Linked DNA regions of Homo sapiens: region 2 is linked to region 1. A link is an interaction called in ENCODE POLR2A ChIA-PET data of the cell type or tissue named here. Cell type or tissue: PC-3. All regions are shown on one strand.

Region 1 (8,000 bases):
TTTATTTATTTATTATTTTGAGATCAGGTCTCGCTCTGTTGCCCAGGCTGGAGTGCAGTGGTACAATCTCGGCTCACTGCAACCTCCGCCTCCCAGTTTCAAGCAATTCTTCTGCCCCAGCCTCCTGAGTAGCTGGGATTACAGATGCCTGCCACCACGCCTGGCTAATTTTTTTTGTATTTTAAGTAGAGACGGGGTTTCACCATGCTGGCCAGGCTGGTCTCGAACTCCTGACCTCAGGTGGTCTGCCTGCCTCAGCCTCCCAAAGTGCTGGGATTAGAGGCGTGAGCCACTGGGCCTGGCCTACAGGCTTTATTTTTAAGAACAGTTTCAGATTTATAGAAAAATTGAGAGGATCATACAGAGTTCTGTGTATCCCCACACTTTCTCCTACTATTAAAATCTTACATTAATACTGCCTATTTGTTTCAGTTAATGAACCAATGTTGATATCAATATTGATACAATGTTATTAACTGAAGTGTATGCTTTATATGGATTGCCACAGGTTTTTTTGTTTATTTATTTATTTATTTTTGACAGAGTCTGGCTCGGTCACCCAGACTAGAGTGCAGTGGTGTGATCTTAGTTCACTGCAACCTCCGCCTCCCGGGTTCAAGCAATCCTCCTGCCTCAGCCTCTCGAGTAGCTGGGACTGCAGGCACCCGCCACCACATCTGGCTAATGTTTGTACTTTTAGTAGAGACGGGGTTTCACCATGTTGCCCAGGCTGGTCTCGAGCTCCTGACCTCAAGTGATCCTCCCTCCTCAGCCTCCCAAAGTGCTGGGATTACAGGCGTAAGCCACCTTGCCCAGCCACACAGTTTTTTATCTAATGGTCTTTTTCTGTTCCAGGATCTCATCTGGGATCCCATATCACATTTATTTACATACAATTTACACTTACTTACATACTATTTACATTTATTTACACATATTTGCATTCGTTTACATATATTGATTTCTATGGCTCTTCCCCAGTGTTCTGTTTCTGCTTCAGGAGCCCACCCAGGACACCAGGTGACATTTAGTCATCACGTAACGACGGCTCCTCTTGGCTGCCACAGTGTCTCAGCCTTTCCTTGTTATGACGATCTTCAGGTTTTAGGAGTGCTGGTCAGCTATATCGCAGATGCTCCTGTCTTGGGATTTGTCTGATGTTTTTCTCATGATTAGATTAGGATTATGGGTTTTTAGGAGAAAGATCACAGGTAAAGTGCCATTTGCTTTACATTCTATCACGAGTATAGATTATTAGCATGACAAATAACTACTGATGTTGACTTTGATCTCCTGGCTGGGGCAGTGATTGCCAGCTTTCTCCGCTGTAATGTTACCCTTCCTGTGCTGCACCCCTTGGAACGAAGTCACCCTGTACAGCCCATACTCATGTTATTCTCCCCGCCATGAGGGCAGAAGTATCTGCATACATTTTTTGGAGTTTAAAAACTTCTTTTAAACTAAAAAAAACACTTTTTTTTTTTTCAGGCAGAGTTTTGCTCGTCGCCCAGGCTGGAATGCAGTGGCCCGATCTCGGCTCACTGCAACCCCCGCCTCCTGGGTTTAAGCAATTCTCCTGCTTCAGCCTCCCGAGTAGCTGGGATTACAGGCGTGCGCCACCATGCCCAGCTAATTTTTGTATTTTTAGTAGAGATGGGGTTTCACCATTTGGCCAGGCTGGTCTTGAACTCCTGACTTCAGGTGATCCACCCGCCTTGGCCTCCCAAAGTGCTGGGATTACAGATTTTTTTGTTTCTTCTTTTTTTTTCCATTTTATTTTATTTTTTTGAGACAGAATCTCGCTCTGTTGCCCAGGCTGGAGCACAGTGGTGCAGTCTCAGCTCAGTGCAACCTCTGCCTCCGGGTTTAAGTGATTCTCCTGCCTCAGCCTCCTGAGTAGCTGGGATTACAGGTGCCTTCCACTATGCCCCGCTAATTTTTTGTATTTTTGGTAGAGACAGGGTTTCACCATGTTGGCCAGGCTGGTCTCTAACTTCTGACCTTGTGATCTGCCCACCTCGGCCTCCTAAAGCGCTGGGATTACATGCATGAGCCATCACACCCGGCCTCCATTTTATTTTTGTTTTATTCACAAAGACCCCAATAACAACTATTTTAATTTTTTGTTGGTTGGTTGGTTTGTTTTTGTGACGGAGTCTCCCTCTGTTGCCCAGGCTGGAGTGCAGTGGCGTGATCTTGGCTCACTGCAACCTCCGCCTCCTGGATTCAAGCAATTCTCCCACCTCAGCCTCCCAAGTAGCTGGGACTACAGGCATATGCCACCACGCCCAGCTAATTTTTGTACTTTTAGTAGCAACGGGGTTTCGCCACGTTGGCCAGGTTGGTCTCGAACTCCTGACCTCAAGTGACCCACCAACCTGGGCCTCCCAAAGTGCTGGGATTACAGTTGTGTGGCACCACGTCCGGCCTAAAATCTTTAAAAAAATTGTTTTTTTTTTTTTGTAGAGACAGGGTCTTGCTATGTTGCCCAGGGTGGTCTGGAACTCCTGACCTTAAGTGATTCTCTCACCTGGACCTCCCAAAGTGCTGGGATTACAGGCGTGAGCCACCTCGTCTGGTCCCACCAGTGATTTCTGATTCCTCAGTGTGACTGCAAGGCCAGTGAGCCCCAGGCCCTGAAGACATCACACAAACTGAAGCCTGGAGGTTTTTATGGCAGCCAAAGCTTGGCAATGGCTGATGGGACAAGTGAGGGCCTTCCCTTCCTGATGTCCTGGGACCGCATATATCCAGGTCAGAGTGGGAGCTACAGGAAGGACTGACTGTGAGTTCTCTGCCAGCCTGCTGAGATGGCAAAGAATGGGAATGAAATTGACTGAAAGAAAATAAACATGGATGCTTGTTGCACGGATGTGGGTGAGGAGAGCCAGCCTGTATGGGGACATGGGGATGGAGACTGATGCTGGGGGGGTAGTGACACCAACTGGGTGGCAGCTGGCAGGCCCCTGGGCATCCACACTCCCCCTGCTCAGTTGGAGAGAAGCAAGAAAGCATAAAGGGAGGGAGGGAGGGAGGAAAAGAGGTGGGAGATGAGTGCTGTGGGTGAGCGCTGAAGCACACTTCAAAAGCTCAAGCCACAATGCTTACGCCCTGATATAAAAAGAGCATTGAGTTGAGCGTGGTGGCTTACGCCTGTAATCCCAGCACTTTGGGAGGCTAAGGCGGGTGGATCACTTGAGGTCAGGATTTTGAGACCAGCCTGGCCAACATGGCGAAACCCTGTCTCTACTAAAAATACAAAAATTAGCCGGGCATGGTGGCGGGCGTCTGTAGTCCCAGCTACTCTGGAGGCTGAGGCAGGAGGATCGCTTGAACCTGGGAGGTGGAGCTTGCAGTGAGTGGAGATCGCGCCATTGCACTCCAGGCTGGGTGACAGAGTAAGACTCTGCCTCAAAAAAAAAAAAAAAAAATTGAAAAATTACAAAGCTCAAACCTAATCACCAGTGTGGCTGCTCCTGGCCCCACCCTGCCTCCTGCTCCCCAGGGGAGGGGACAGGTCAGAGAGGGGTGTGCCCTTCCAGGGGCCTGAGATGATCCAGACATGGGAGCTGGCAGGGAATGAGGGCTCCGGCAGGGCTGGGTCAGTAGGTACACCTGGCAATAGGGCAAAGATCTGGCAGCTGGACTTCTTGGGCTCTGAGAAGGCAAGAGATTAGTATCTGTGTGTGACAGGAGAGGGCGTGGCTGGTGTCCACCCATCCATGCTGGGAGACGTGGGAGAGATGGGGCGGGGACACAGGGCAGGAGAGAGGCCAGGCCTGGGGCCTCTGTGCCGGGAGGGATAATACGATCTCTGAGTCACCCCGAAATGGGGTGAGATGGTGCTGATGATCCCGGATTCCTTGGTTTTGTCCCTGGCTCTGTCACTGCTGACTCATGGGCTGCCGACCTAGGAGTCTCCTGGTCAGCGTGCGGGTTTCTCTCAGCCTCTTGGTGTGTCACAGAAGCAGACAGCTTCTCTGTAAACCGTCATCCTCAGGGGTGTGCCCGGCTTCTGGGTTCTGTGTTCTGGCATCCTCCGATATTCCAAGAGGAAGCAGGATAGGACGATCCCAGCTCCTTGCTCTGCCTACTGGTGACAAGACCTGTCCTGGCCTGGGACCAGGGGGGCTTCTCTGGGAGTCCTGGTTGGTCCTGAGACAGGGACACCCTCCCAGTGAAGCCCTACCTCCTCTGTCCTCCATCACCCAGCCCACAGCAAGGCCACCCTCCTGACTCTCCCTCCAATTAACCCAAGCTCCTGGGTTGCGCCCTTGAGGCCCACACCGATGCTCCCAACTTACTTTCCAGCCCTATTCCCTCACCTGTCTGGCTTCCGACTCCTCAAGTTGAGTTTTCCACAGATACTTCCTCCCCACACACACACCCGTTTTTGTCCCTGCTACTCTCCTTTTGCGAGAGCTCTCTCCTCTTCATAGGTCTCTAAGCTTTTACTCACCCTTCAGGTCTCCTCTCCACCTGCCACCTCCTCCAGGAATCCTGCCTGGTGTGCCCCAGGTAGAGTTGATTTTTCACTCTCCAGTGCTCACACAGAGCTTGTTTTCCCTGCGTGGGAGCTGTTTATTTAAATTCAGGCTGGCCTGATTACACCCTGATGAGCTCCATGCCAGCCCTGGGCCTGGCCCAGTGCGCTCAGCATGTCCTTCCAGAAAGAATGAAGGAATAAAAAAAGACGAAGAGTAATAAATAGGAGAGTAGGGGTAGAGGATGAGCCCCAGAATCAGACATTAGGCAGGGTGTGGATACCAGTCTTGCCATTATTCTGGTGGCCCTGGAATGTCACATCAGTTCCCAGAGCCTTAGTTTTCTCATCTCTAAGATGGGAATGGGCTAGGCATGGTCACACCTGCAATCCCAGCACTTTGGAAGGCTGAGGCAGGAGGATCACTTCTTGAGGCCAGGAGTTCGAGACCAGCCTGGGCATCATCGGGAGAACCTGTCTCTACAAAAAAATAAGAAGTTAGCTGGGTGTGGTGGTGCACACCTGTAGTCCCAGCTACACCAGAGGCTGAAGGTGGAGGTTTTCTTGAGCCCAGGAGTTTGAGGCTTCAGTGAGCTACGACTGTGCCACTGCACTGTAGCCTGGGTGACAGAGCGAGACTTCATGTCTTAAAAACAAAAACAAGAGAACAACAATGATGCCCCTGCACTGTTTTGCAGTGAGATAAAATGACTTCCTGTTATTCAATGTTATCCGAAGGCATTTAGGTTAGTGCCTGGCCCCGAAGCAGGTGCTCAAAACATGGTTTACTGGCTGGCTTGCTCCCTGAGAGGCCAGGGCAGAGGTGCCTGGCAGGAGGAGGCTGCCCTGAATGGGGAGAGGGAGGGGTGGGGCTGGAGAGGATTGACTCCTCCATCAGATTAGAGGGTCTTCAGGAATTCCACCGCCCTTAGGTCCTCTTCCTCCCTCGCCTCTGGGAAATTGGAGTAAAATCCAGTAGAGACAGGACTGCCCTGAAGTGAGGAGGCGGGAGCCGGAGGGAGTCGGGGAGGTGGGTGGGAAGGAGGGTTTATGGACCTCCCTGTGAAGTGGGGGAATGGCCTGTGAAGGGCTGGACAGCTGGGTAGGATGGTGGGAATGCTGAAGGTCACGGTAAATACGGGCTTGCTAATTATTTATTTATTAGAGATGAGGTCTTGCTCTGTCACCCAGGTTGGAGTGCAGTGGCATGATCATGGCTCGCTGTAGCCTCCAACTCCTGGGTTTAAGTGATCTTCCTGCCTCAGCCTCCCGAATAGCTGGGATTTACAGGTGTATGCGACCATGCCTGGCTAATTAAAAAAAAAAATTTGTTTTTGAAAAAGGGTCTCACTATGTTGCCCAGGTAGGTCTTGAATTCCTGGCCTCAAGTAATCCTCCTGCCTCAGCCTCCCAAAGTGCTGGGATTACAGGCATGAGCCACCATGCCTGGCCAGGTGTTTTGAAACTGACAGACATAAACTGAAATCGATGCACCGATTTGGGGTAAAGTAATTTAACAACGGTCCTCTAAGTCCTGTCCCCTGTGTAAGCCTCCTCCCCTTCACACAGTCATCTCTTCTGAGTCTCTCTAACTAAGCTCTCTCACCGAGTCCCCTCCCTTTGCTCAGCCCCTCTCCCCATCCTTGCCACCAGAAGTGCCAGACCCTGGGACTCCAGCCAGGAGGCATCAGTATGGTCTTTCTTCTCTTCCTTAGAAGAAACCCCAGAGGTGGCCACCGCCCCCACCCACGGCCCACGTGGTGCCCAACCTGGGGGCAGCACCCGCTCAGCCAGTCTCGCCAGACTGGTCAGCCAGGCCTGCCATCACCCAGCACCAGGCCGAGGGGGTGGATGGTCCGCTGGTGTGGGCGGTCAGGCTGAGGGCCAGGGACTCTCCTGTTCAGCCTGGTGCCAGGACTCCAATCTGAGCTCAAGGACTTCAGAAAGAAATAGGATCTTGTTGCCTAAAGAAAGAAAAAAATTCCATCCTTTACTATTTTTTATTTTTTGAGTTGGAGTCTCACTCTGCCTCCCAGGCTGGAGTGCAGTGGCGTGATCTCGGCTCACTGCAAGCTCCGCCTCCCAGGTTCACGCTGTTCTCCTGCCTCAGCCTCCCAAGTAGCTGGGACTACAGGTGCCCACCACCATGCCCGACTAATTTTTTGTATTTTGAGTAGAGATGGGGTTTCACCATGTTAGCCAGGATGGTCTCAATCTCCTGACCTCGTGATCCGCCCACCTCCGCCTCCCAAAGTGCTGGGATTACAGGCGTGAGCCACCGTGCCCGGCCTACTGTTTTTTATTTTTTAAGAGACAGGATCTTGGTCTGTCGCTCAGGCTGGAGTGCAGTGGTGTGATCTCAGCTCACTGCAACCTCTGCCTCCTGGGTTCAAGCGATTCTCCCACCTCAGTCTCCCGAGCAGCTCCCGACCACAGGCACACGCCACCATGCCCAGCTAATTTTTAGTATAGACGGGGTTTCACCATGTTGGCCAGGCTGGTCTAGAACTCTTGGCCCAAGTGATCCTTCCACCTCAGCTTCCTAAAGTGCTGGGATTACAGGTGTGAGCCACTGTGTCCGCCCTAGGAATCAATTTAATATACACTGGCTTCCCTGGCTTTAGTCTTCCTGTTCCCAGAAGACGTGGAGTACGGGCTCTGGGAGCTAGACTGCTCAGCTCACAGAGATCTTTTTGGCTGCAGGACAGTGGTCCATCACTGGCCCTGGGGCTCAGATGCCAGCGGGAGCTTGGGGTTAGAAGGGAGACTTTGTTTTTGCCCCTTTGCTAGGGACTCCCAGGGAGCTGAACTCAGGGCAAGCTGCATGTGTGTGTGTTACAACTGGGGACTTGGGGCCAGGCGGGGTAGCTCACGCCTGCAATCCCAGCATTTTGGGAGGCTGAGGAGGGCAGATCACTTGAGGCTAGAAGTTCGGGACCAGCCTGGCCAACATGCTGAAACCCTGTCTCTACTAAAACTACAAAAATTAGCTGGGCGTAGTGGCGAGCACCTGTAGTTCCAGCTACTCGGGAGGCTGAGGCAGGAGAATCGCTTGAACCTGGGAGGCAGAGGTTGCAGTGAACCGAGATTGCACCACTGCACTATAGCCTGGGTGACAGCGACATTCCGTCTCAAAAAAAGAGAACAAAACAAAACAAAACAAAACAACTGGGGACTTGGCCAAGCCCCTGGAACTCTGGGGACAGGGGTCTGAAAAGTCCTAGCTCCCACCTGTTATGATCAGGATCCGAACTGCGCAGCAGCTGCTTTGCGTACGGAACTTTGCTCCCTCCTCTTGTTATTAAACTTTTTGGCTCACAAAGCATTTTTACTTCCTTCTCTCATTTCATGTGTATCTCAGACTGGGGAGTGGGCCCCAGTGTTCTCATTGTACAAAGGAGGAAGTTGGGGCTCAGAGATGGAATTGGCTTCTCCAAGGTCACAGGGCTGGTAGGATGGCTTATGGATACACAGCTTCCCAGCTTTTGTCCTGAGCTTTTTGGCTCATGAAGCATTT
Region 2 (8,000 bases), 310 kb after region 1:
GCACCACCATGCCTGGCTAATTTTTGTACCTTTAGTAGAGACAGGGTTTCACTATGTTGGCCAGACTGGTCTCAAACTCCCGACCTCAAGTGATCCACCTGCCTCAGCCTCTCAAAGTGCTGGGATTACAGGTGCAGGCAACCATGACTGGCCGTTTTTTTTGTTTTTAAAGTTGGGGTCTCACTATGTTGTCCCGGCTGGTCTTGAACTCCAAGGCTCAAGTGATCCTCCTGCCTCGACCTCCCAAAGTGCTAGGCTTACAGTCATGAGCCACCATGCCCAGCTGACGCCAGGCTTTTCAGAAAAGAATAGCTTTATTGCAAGTCAACCAGTAAGGAGACAGAAGTCTAGCTCAAATCTGTCCCCCTGTGCTGGCTTTAAGGCGGTAATTTTATTAGGAAAGGTTTAGGGGGTGGATTCTGATATTAGGTGATTGGCGGAAGCAAAGGGGAGGCCTGGAAAGTGCTCAGGCATGCGCAGTTCCCTCTTCATGTTATCTCATGGGGGGCATGTGCAAATTCCGGGGGTGGTTAGTATGTAACATGCACTGGAAATTCGGGCTGTGACATCAGCAAGCTTGTTCTGTGCAAACTGCAGTTGGCCATATTGGTCCCAATCTATTTCAGCCAGCGTGTTAATCCCACCAGCAGATGAATTTCAGCATTTCTGCAAGTCGTTTCTTTTTTTATCTGCCATCCTGCAAACTGGAAAATTTCTGCTAGTCACTGGTTTCTTTAACTCTTTGGGGCACGGTTTCACTGGTAGGAGGCCTCAGTTTATCCCATGGGCCTCTCCATAGGGCTACTTCAGAGTCCCCACAGCAGCCTCCAGAATGAATATCCCAAGAAAGAAAAGAAAAGTGCCACTAGGGGCCGGGTGTGGTGGCTCACGCCTGTAATCCCAGCACTTTGGAAGTCTGAGGCAGGAGGATCCCTTGAGCCCAGAAGTTCAAGCCAGCCTGGGCAATGTAGGGAGACGCCATCTCTACTAAAAAAAAAAAAAAAAAAGAAGAAGAATTTAGGCCGGGCGTGGTGGCTCACGCCTGTAATCCCAGCACTTTGGGAGGCTGAGGCAGGCGGATCACGAGGTCAGGAGTTCGAGACCAGCCTGGCCAAGATGGTGAAACCCTGTCTCTACTAAAAATACAAAAATTAGCCAGGCACGGTGGCGGGCGCCTGTAATCCCAGCTACTCAGGAGGCTGAGGCAGGAGAATTGCTTCAACCTGGGAGGCGGAGGTTGCAGTGAGCCAAGATCGTGCCACTGTACTCCAGCCTGGGTGACAAAGCAAGACTCCATCTCAAAAAAAAAAAAAAAAAAAAGAAAGAAAGAAATTAGCTGGGTATGGTGGCACACACCTGTGGTCCCAGCTATTTGGGAGGCCAAGGCAGGAGGATTGGTTGAGCCCAGAAGGTCAAGGCTACAATGAGCCAGATTGTACCATTGCACTCCAGCCTGGGCAACAGAGTAAGACGCCATCTCAAAAAAAGAAAAGAGGCCAGGTGCAGTGGATCACACCTGTAATCCCAACATTGTGGGAGGCCAAGACAGGATCCCTTGAGGCCAGGAGTTTGAGACCAGCCTGGCCAACTTGGCAAAACCCTGTCTTTACCAAAAAATACAAAAATAAGCTGGGCGTGGTGGCCCACTCCTGTAATCCCACCTACTTGGGAGGCTGAGGCGGGAGAATCACTTGAACCTGGGAGGCAGAGGTTACAGTGAGCCGAGACTGCGCTATTGCACTCCAGCCTGAGCGACAGAGCGAGACTCCGTCTCAAAAAAAAAGAAAAAAATTACCACAAGCGCAGCTCTGGGTGCATTGCTTATGAATTAACTCCTGCTTTGCAAGGAGCAGCTCTGGTTCAATAAAAGATTGCTGTGTAACACCACCAGCTTACCCTTGAATTCTTTGAGTGAAACCAAAAACCCTCCCAGGCTAATCCACAATTTGGGGGCTTAGCTATATGCCTGTATCGGTACTAATTGTCTTCATTATTGTAGCTTTGTTGTAACTTTTGAAGTTGAGAAATGTGAGCCTTCCAACTTTGTTTTTCTTTTTCTAGACTGTTTTGGCTATTTGAAGTCCCTTGAATTTCCACAAGAATTTTTTTTTTTTAAGTGCCAAGATCTCAGCTCACTGCAACCTCTGCCTCCCAGGTTCAAGCAATTCTCCCAACTTAGCCTCCCAAGTAGCTGGGACTAGAGGCATGCACCACCATGCTAATTTTTGTGTTTTTAGTAGAGATGGGGTTTCACCATGTTGTCCAGGCTGGTCTCAAACTCCTTGCCTCAAGTGATCCACCCACCTCAGGCTCCCAAAGTGCTGGGATTATAGATGTGAGCCACCATGCCCAGCCTCCACATGAATTTTTAGGATGAGCTTGTCAATTTCTGAAAACAAGCCAGCTGGGGATTTGTTTGTTTAGACACAAGATGTCATTCTGTCACCCAGACTGGAGTGCAGTGGCACAACTCCTAGCTCACTGCAGCCTGGAACCCCTAGGCTCAAGTGATCCTCTCATCTCAGCCTCCTGAGTACCAGGGAATACAGACACATGCCACCATGCCCTGCTAATTTTTTAATTTTTGTAGCGACATGGTCTCAAACTCCTGCCCAACCAGGCTGATCTCTTTTTTTTTTTGAGATGGACTCTCACTCTGTCGCCCAGGCTGGAGTGCAGTGGCGCAACCTCGCCTCACTGCAACCTCTGCCTCCTGGGTTCAAGCGATTCTCCTCCCTCAGCCTCCCGAGTAGCTGGTGGGCATGGGCGCCTGCCACCATGCCCGGCTAATTTTTCATATTTTTAGTAGAGATGGGGTTTCACCATGTTGGCCAGGCTGGTCTCGAACTCCTGGCCTCAAGTGATCCTCCTGCCTCAGCCTCCCACAGCACTGGAATTACAGGCATGAGTCACTGTTCCCGGTCCAGCTGAGGATTTTGACAGGGATTGGTTTATGTCTATATGTGAACTGGGGAGTATTGGAATATTGACATCGTAATAATATTAAGTCTCTCAGGCCAGGCATGGTGGCTCACACCTGTAATCCCAGCACTTTGGGAGCTCGAGGCAGGTGGATCAATTGAGGTCAGGAGTTCAAGACCAGCCTGGCCAACATGGCGAAACCCCGCCTCTGCTAAAAATACAAAAATTAGCCAGGTGTGGTGGTGTGTGCCTGTAGTTCCAGCTACTTGGGAGGCCGAGGCAAGAGGATCACTTGAACCTGGTAGGCAGAGGTGGCAGTGAGCCTAGATTGCACCACTGCACTCCAGCCTGGGTGAAAGAGCAAGGCTCTGTCTCAAAAAAAAAAAAAAAAAAAAGGAAGAAGGAGGAGGAGGAGGGGGAGAAGGAGAAGGGGAAGGAAGGAGGAAGGAGGAAGAAGAAGAAATACCTGAAACTGGGTAATTTTTTTTTTGAGAAAGGATCTTGCTCTGTTTCCCAGGCTGGAGTGCAGTGGCACAATCTTGGCTCACTGCAACAACCACCTCCTGGGTTCAAGCGATTCTCATGCCTCAGCCTCCTGAGTAGCTGGAATTGAGATGTGCACACCACGCCCAGCTAATTTTTATATTTTTAGTAGAGACGCGGTTTCATCATGTTGGCCAGGCTGGTCTCGAACCCCTGACCTCAGGTGATCAACCCACCTCAGCCTCCCAAGTGCCGCAATTACAGGCGTGTGAGCCACTGCGCCCGGCTTCAAAAGTACCATTTAATGGCTGACAATTACTTGCCCTGAAATGTGAAACAAAATTCATTTACTACATTGTTTTTAAGATAGCACCTGACCTTCAGTAATCGGAAATAATGATTTCCTATAAATAAAAACCACTGCAGTGCTTTTAGTGATTAGTGTACATAGAGTTTTTCCCCTGGCTGTGACATCATATTATTAAAAGCATTAAGCACCTGGAATTCATGCTGTAGTTGATTTATAAGTTACATAATGTACAAAGCTCCTTTTATAAGAATGTTTTGTGGTCACAATTACTTCAAAACCCAATTACATTCAAATAATCTAATAGCTCATGCTTTGGCAATTATAGAAGTGTGATTTTGACACATAGAAATTTTATGAGGTTAGCAAATAAAAAACGCTATAAAAGAGGTGAACAATGGTTCCTCTGTTTAAATTTAGAGTGCAGCAATATTTAGGTAATATTTTTCAGTTAATATAATCAGCCTAGAATATAGCATTGTAAATCATACAGTGTTTTAGAAATACGGATCTAAAGAAGGTAATACCTTTTCCAAATTATAAAATTTTGGCAAATCAATACAGTACTTTGTAATACAATAAAACTATGTTTTTGTTGGAGTCATATATGACTTTAATCATAATTTCCACTGCAAAAGCACCACCTAAATACTAAATCAATTATGAAGGCTTTTCATGACAGTTTATAACAGAGTCAGTTGTTTTACACAAATTAATATGGCTTTTAAAAAATTATATAATTTCTTGGCCGGGCACACTGGCTCATGACTGTAATCCCAGCACTTTGTGGGGCTGAGACCAGCAAATTGCTGAGCTCAGGAGTTTGAGACCAGCATGGACAACATGGCAAGACCCTGTCTCTAAAAATAAAAATGTTTTAAAAGCTGCAGAGTTAACACAGTAGAGAAATCATGTGCATATAAAATATGCTACGTTTCCTTCTGGGATTGGTCCAAAACTGCTCACAAAAAACTTCAAAACTCTACTTTAAGAAGTTCCAGGCCGGGCACGGTGGCTCACGCCTGTAATCCCAGCACTTTGGGAGGCCGAGGCAGGCGAATCACAAGGTCAGGAGTTCGAGACCAGCCTGGCCAACATGGTGAAACCCCGTCTCTACTAAAAATACAATAAAAATTAGCTCAGCATAGAGGCGTGCGCCTGTAATCCCAGGTACTCGGGAGGCTGAGGCAGGAGAGTCACTTGAACCTGGGAGGCGGAGGTTGCAGTAAGCCAAGATCGCGCTACTGCACTCCAGCCCAGGCGACAGAGCGAGACTCTGTCTCAGGAAAAAAAAAAAAAAAAGAAGCTCCAATACCAAATTAAAGTCGTTTTTCAAGTATTGGTAAATCTTCCATAAACAGGGCAACACTTAATGATCAATAGATCATTCGACTAGGGCTTATGCTGGTGGATCTCTTTTGTTTAAAGCTCCAAACTCAGCTGGGCTTGGTGCTTCACGCCTGTAATCCCAGCACTTTAGGAGGCCAAGGCAGGTGGATCACCTGAGGTCAGAAGTTCGAGACCAGCCTGGCCAACATAGTGAAACCCCCGTCTGTACTAAAAATACAAAAATTAGACAGGCGTGGTGGCACAGAAAAAAAAAAGTCAATTATCCTATTTGGGGATTTAAATTATACTATTTTTTATTTTTTTGAGACAGAGTTTCACTCTGTCACCCAGTCTGGAGTGCAGTGGTACAATCTTAGCTCACTGCAACCTCCACCTCCTGAGTTCAAGCGATTCTCCTGCCTCAGCCTCCCGAGTAGCTAGGATTACAGGCACCAGCCACCACCTGGCTAATTTTTGTATTTTTTGTAGAGACGGGGTTTCACCATGTTGGCCAGGCTGGTCTCAAACTCCTGGCCTCAAGTGATCTGCCTGCTTCGGCCTCCCAAAGTACTGGGATTACAGGAGTGAGCCACCACACCACCTCGACCAGCCTTTTCCTCTATAAATTTAAAAAAAAAAAAAGGCCAGGTGCGGAGGTTCATGCCCGTAATCCCAGCACTTTGGGACGGATCACTGTAATTCCAGCTACTCAGGAGCCTGAGGCAGGAGGATCACTTGAACCCAGGAGTCGGAGGTTGCAGTGAACCAAGATTGCTCCACTGCACTCCAGCCTGGGCAACAGAGCAAGACTCCAGCTCAAAAACAAAGAAAAAAGAAAAAGGCCAGGTAAGGTGACTTACATCTGTAATCCCAGTACTTTGGGAAGCTGAGGCAGGAGGATTGCTTGAGCCCAGGAGTTCAAGGCTACAGTAAGCTAGTAAGCTATGATTGCACCACTGTGCTGCAGCCTGGGTGACAGAGCCAGACCCTGTCTCATGAAAAAAAAAAAAAAAAAAAAAAAAAAGAAAAGAAAAGAAAGGAAGAAAAGTGCCAAATTGTTTCTCAAAGCAGTTCTAGTGATTTATGGTCTCACTTGCAGTATATCAGATTCTTCGTTGTCCAGATCTTTTTAATTTTTTACAGACTAACAGGTACAATACAGTATCTTACTGTGGTACTAATTTGAGTTTCCCTGATTTCCTCTATAGTTGAGCATCTTTACGTGTTTAGTGGCCACTCATGTTTCTTCAGATCTTCTGCCTGCCTTCCTCCCTCCCTTCCTCCCTCCCTTCCTCCCTTCCTCCTTCCCGCCCTCCCTTCCTTTTTTTTTTTTTTTTTTTTTTTTTTGAGACGGAGTCTTGCTCTGTCGCCCAGGCTGGAGTGCAGTGGCGGGACCTCAGCTCACTACAAGCTCCACCTCCCAAGTTAAATCGATTATCCGGCCTCAGCCTCCTGAGTAGCTGGGACTACAGGCGCCCGCCACCACGCCCAGCTAATTTTTTGTATTTTCAGTAGAGACAGGGTTTCACCGTGTTAGCCAGGATGGTCTCGATCTCCTGACCTCATGATCCGCCCACCTCGGCCTCCCAAAGTGCTGGGATTACAGGCGTGAGCGTGAGCCACCGCGCCCGGCCCCTTCCTTCTTTTTTTTTAAAAAGAGAGACGGGTGCTCCCTTTGGCAGCAGATATACTAAAAAAGAGAGACGGGAAGGCCAGGCACAGTGGCTCACACCTGTAATCCCAGCACTTTGAGAGGCCGAGGCTGGTGGATCACCTGAGGTCAGAAGTTCGAGACCAGCCTGGCCAACATGGTGAAACCCCATCTCTACTAAAAATACAAAATTAGACGGGTGTGGTAGTGCATGCCTGTAATCCCAGCTACTCAGGAGGCTGAGGCAGGAGAATCAATGAACCCGGGAGGCGAAAGTTGCAGAGAGATGAGATTGTGCCATTGCATTCCAGCCTGGGCAACAAGAGCGAAACTACGTCTCAAAAAAAAAAATGCATAAGTTTTGTGAACAAATATTTCATAATTTTCTCTACTGAGGTCTTAGACTTTTTTTTTTTACATTTTACAGAATACTTCATATCTTCTTTGTCTCTCCCCTTTTTTTTTGCAATCACCTTGAAAACATTAAGATTCAGATGGTCCTCTAATTTTCCTGTCTCCTGTTATCCTTTGTGGTGTGTGTGTGTGTGTGTGTGTGTGTGTGTGTGTGTGTGTGTGTGTGTGTTTGAGACAGAGTCTCACTCTGCTGGACAGGCTGCAGTAGAGTGATGGCATCTCGGCTCGCTGCAACCTCCGCCTCCTGGGCTCAAGTGATTCTCCTGCTTCAGCCTCCCGAGTAGCTGGGATTATCGGCATGTGCCACCACCCCTAGCTAATTTTTGTATTTTTAGTAGAGACGGGGTTTCACCATGTTGGCCAGGCTGGTTTCAAACTCTTGACCTCAAGTGATCTGCCCACCTCAGCCTCCCAAACTGCTGGGATTACAGACATGAGCCACTGCGCCCAGCCTGTTATCCTTTGTTTTTGGAAGGAAGCATTTGAAAAAGAGTGACTCTATCTTGAATAGGGGCTGGGTAAGATGAGGCTGAGACCTGCTGGGCTGCATTCCCAGTAGGTGAGACATTCTTATTCACAGGATGAGACAGAAGGTTGGCAGGACTGGTATCACAAGATACGGGTCACAAAGACCCTGCTGATAAAACAGGATGCTGACAGGGCACAGTGGCTCACTCCTGTAATCCCAGCATTCTGGGAGGCTGAGGCGGGCAAATCACTTGATGCCAGGAGATCAAGACCAGCCTGGCCAACATGGTGAAACCCTGTCTCTACCAAAAATACAAAAATTACCCAGACATGGTGGCAGGCACCTGTACTCCCAGCTACTCAGGAGGCTGAGGCAAGAGAATTGCTTGAACTCGGGAGGCAGAAGTTGCAGTGAGCCAGGATCGC

Evidence for each region. ChIA-PET counts read pairs that join two places held together with the same protein. Peaks named below come from ENCODE experiments on the same cell type or tissue, not always from the same donor. Only the 100,000 strongest peaks of a DNase experiment are listed, where the experiment ranks them.
Region 2: POLR2A ChIA-PET joins it to region 1 with 10 read pairs; 2 of 35 experiments call an interaction of 5 or more read pairs at or near these places.

What each region holds. Positions count from the first base shown.
Region 1 is chr7:73,818,904-73,826,903 of GRCh38, forward strand. No RefSeq gene overlaps it. Among named protein-coding and RNA genes, the nearest start is that of CLDN4, 8.1 kb to the right of the region's middle. RefSeq lists enhancers at 976-1,554, 3,349-4,548. In PC-3, no CTCF peak of the experiment used is centred here; a DNase peak (open chromatin) is centred at 3,838; H3K4me3 peaks cover 382 bases; H3K27ac peaks cover 3,217 bases.
Region 2 is chr7:74,126,188-74,134,187 of GRCh38, forward strand. No RefSeq gene overlaps it. Among named protein-coding and RNA genes, the nearest start is that of EIF4H, 44 kb to the right of the region's middle. RefSeq lists an enhancer at 6,876-7,663. In PC-3, no CTCF peak of the experiment used is centred here; a DNase peak (open chromatin) is centred at 7,674; H3K27ac peaks cover 574 bases.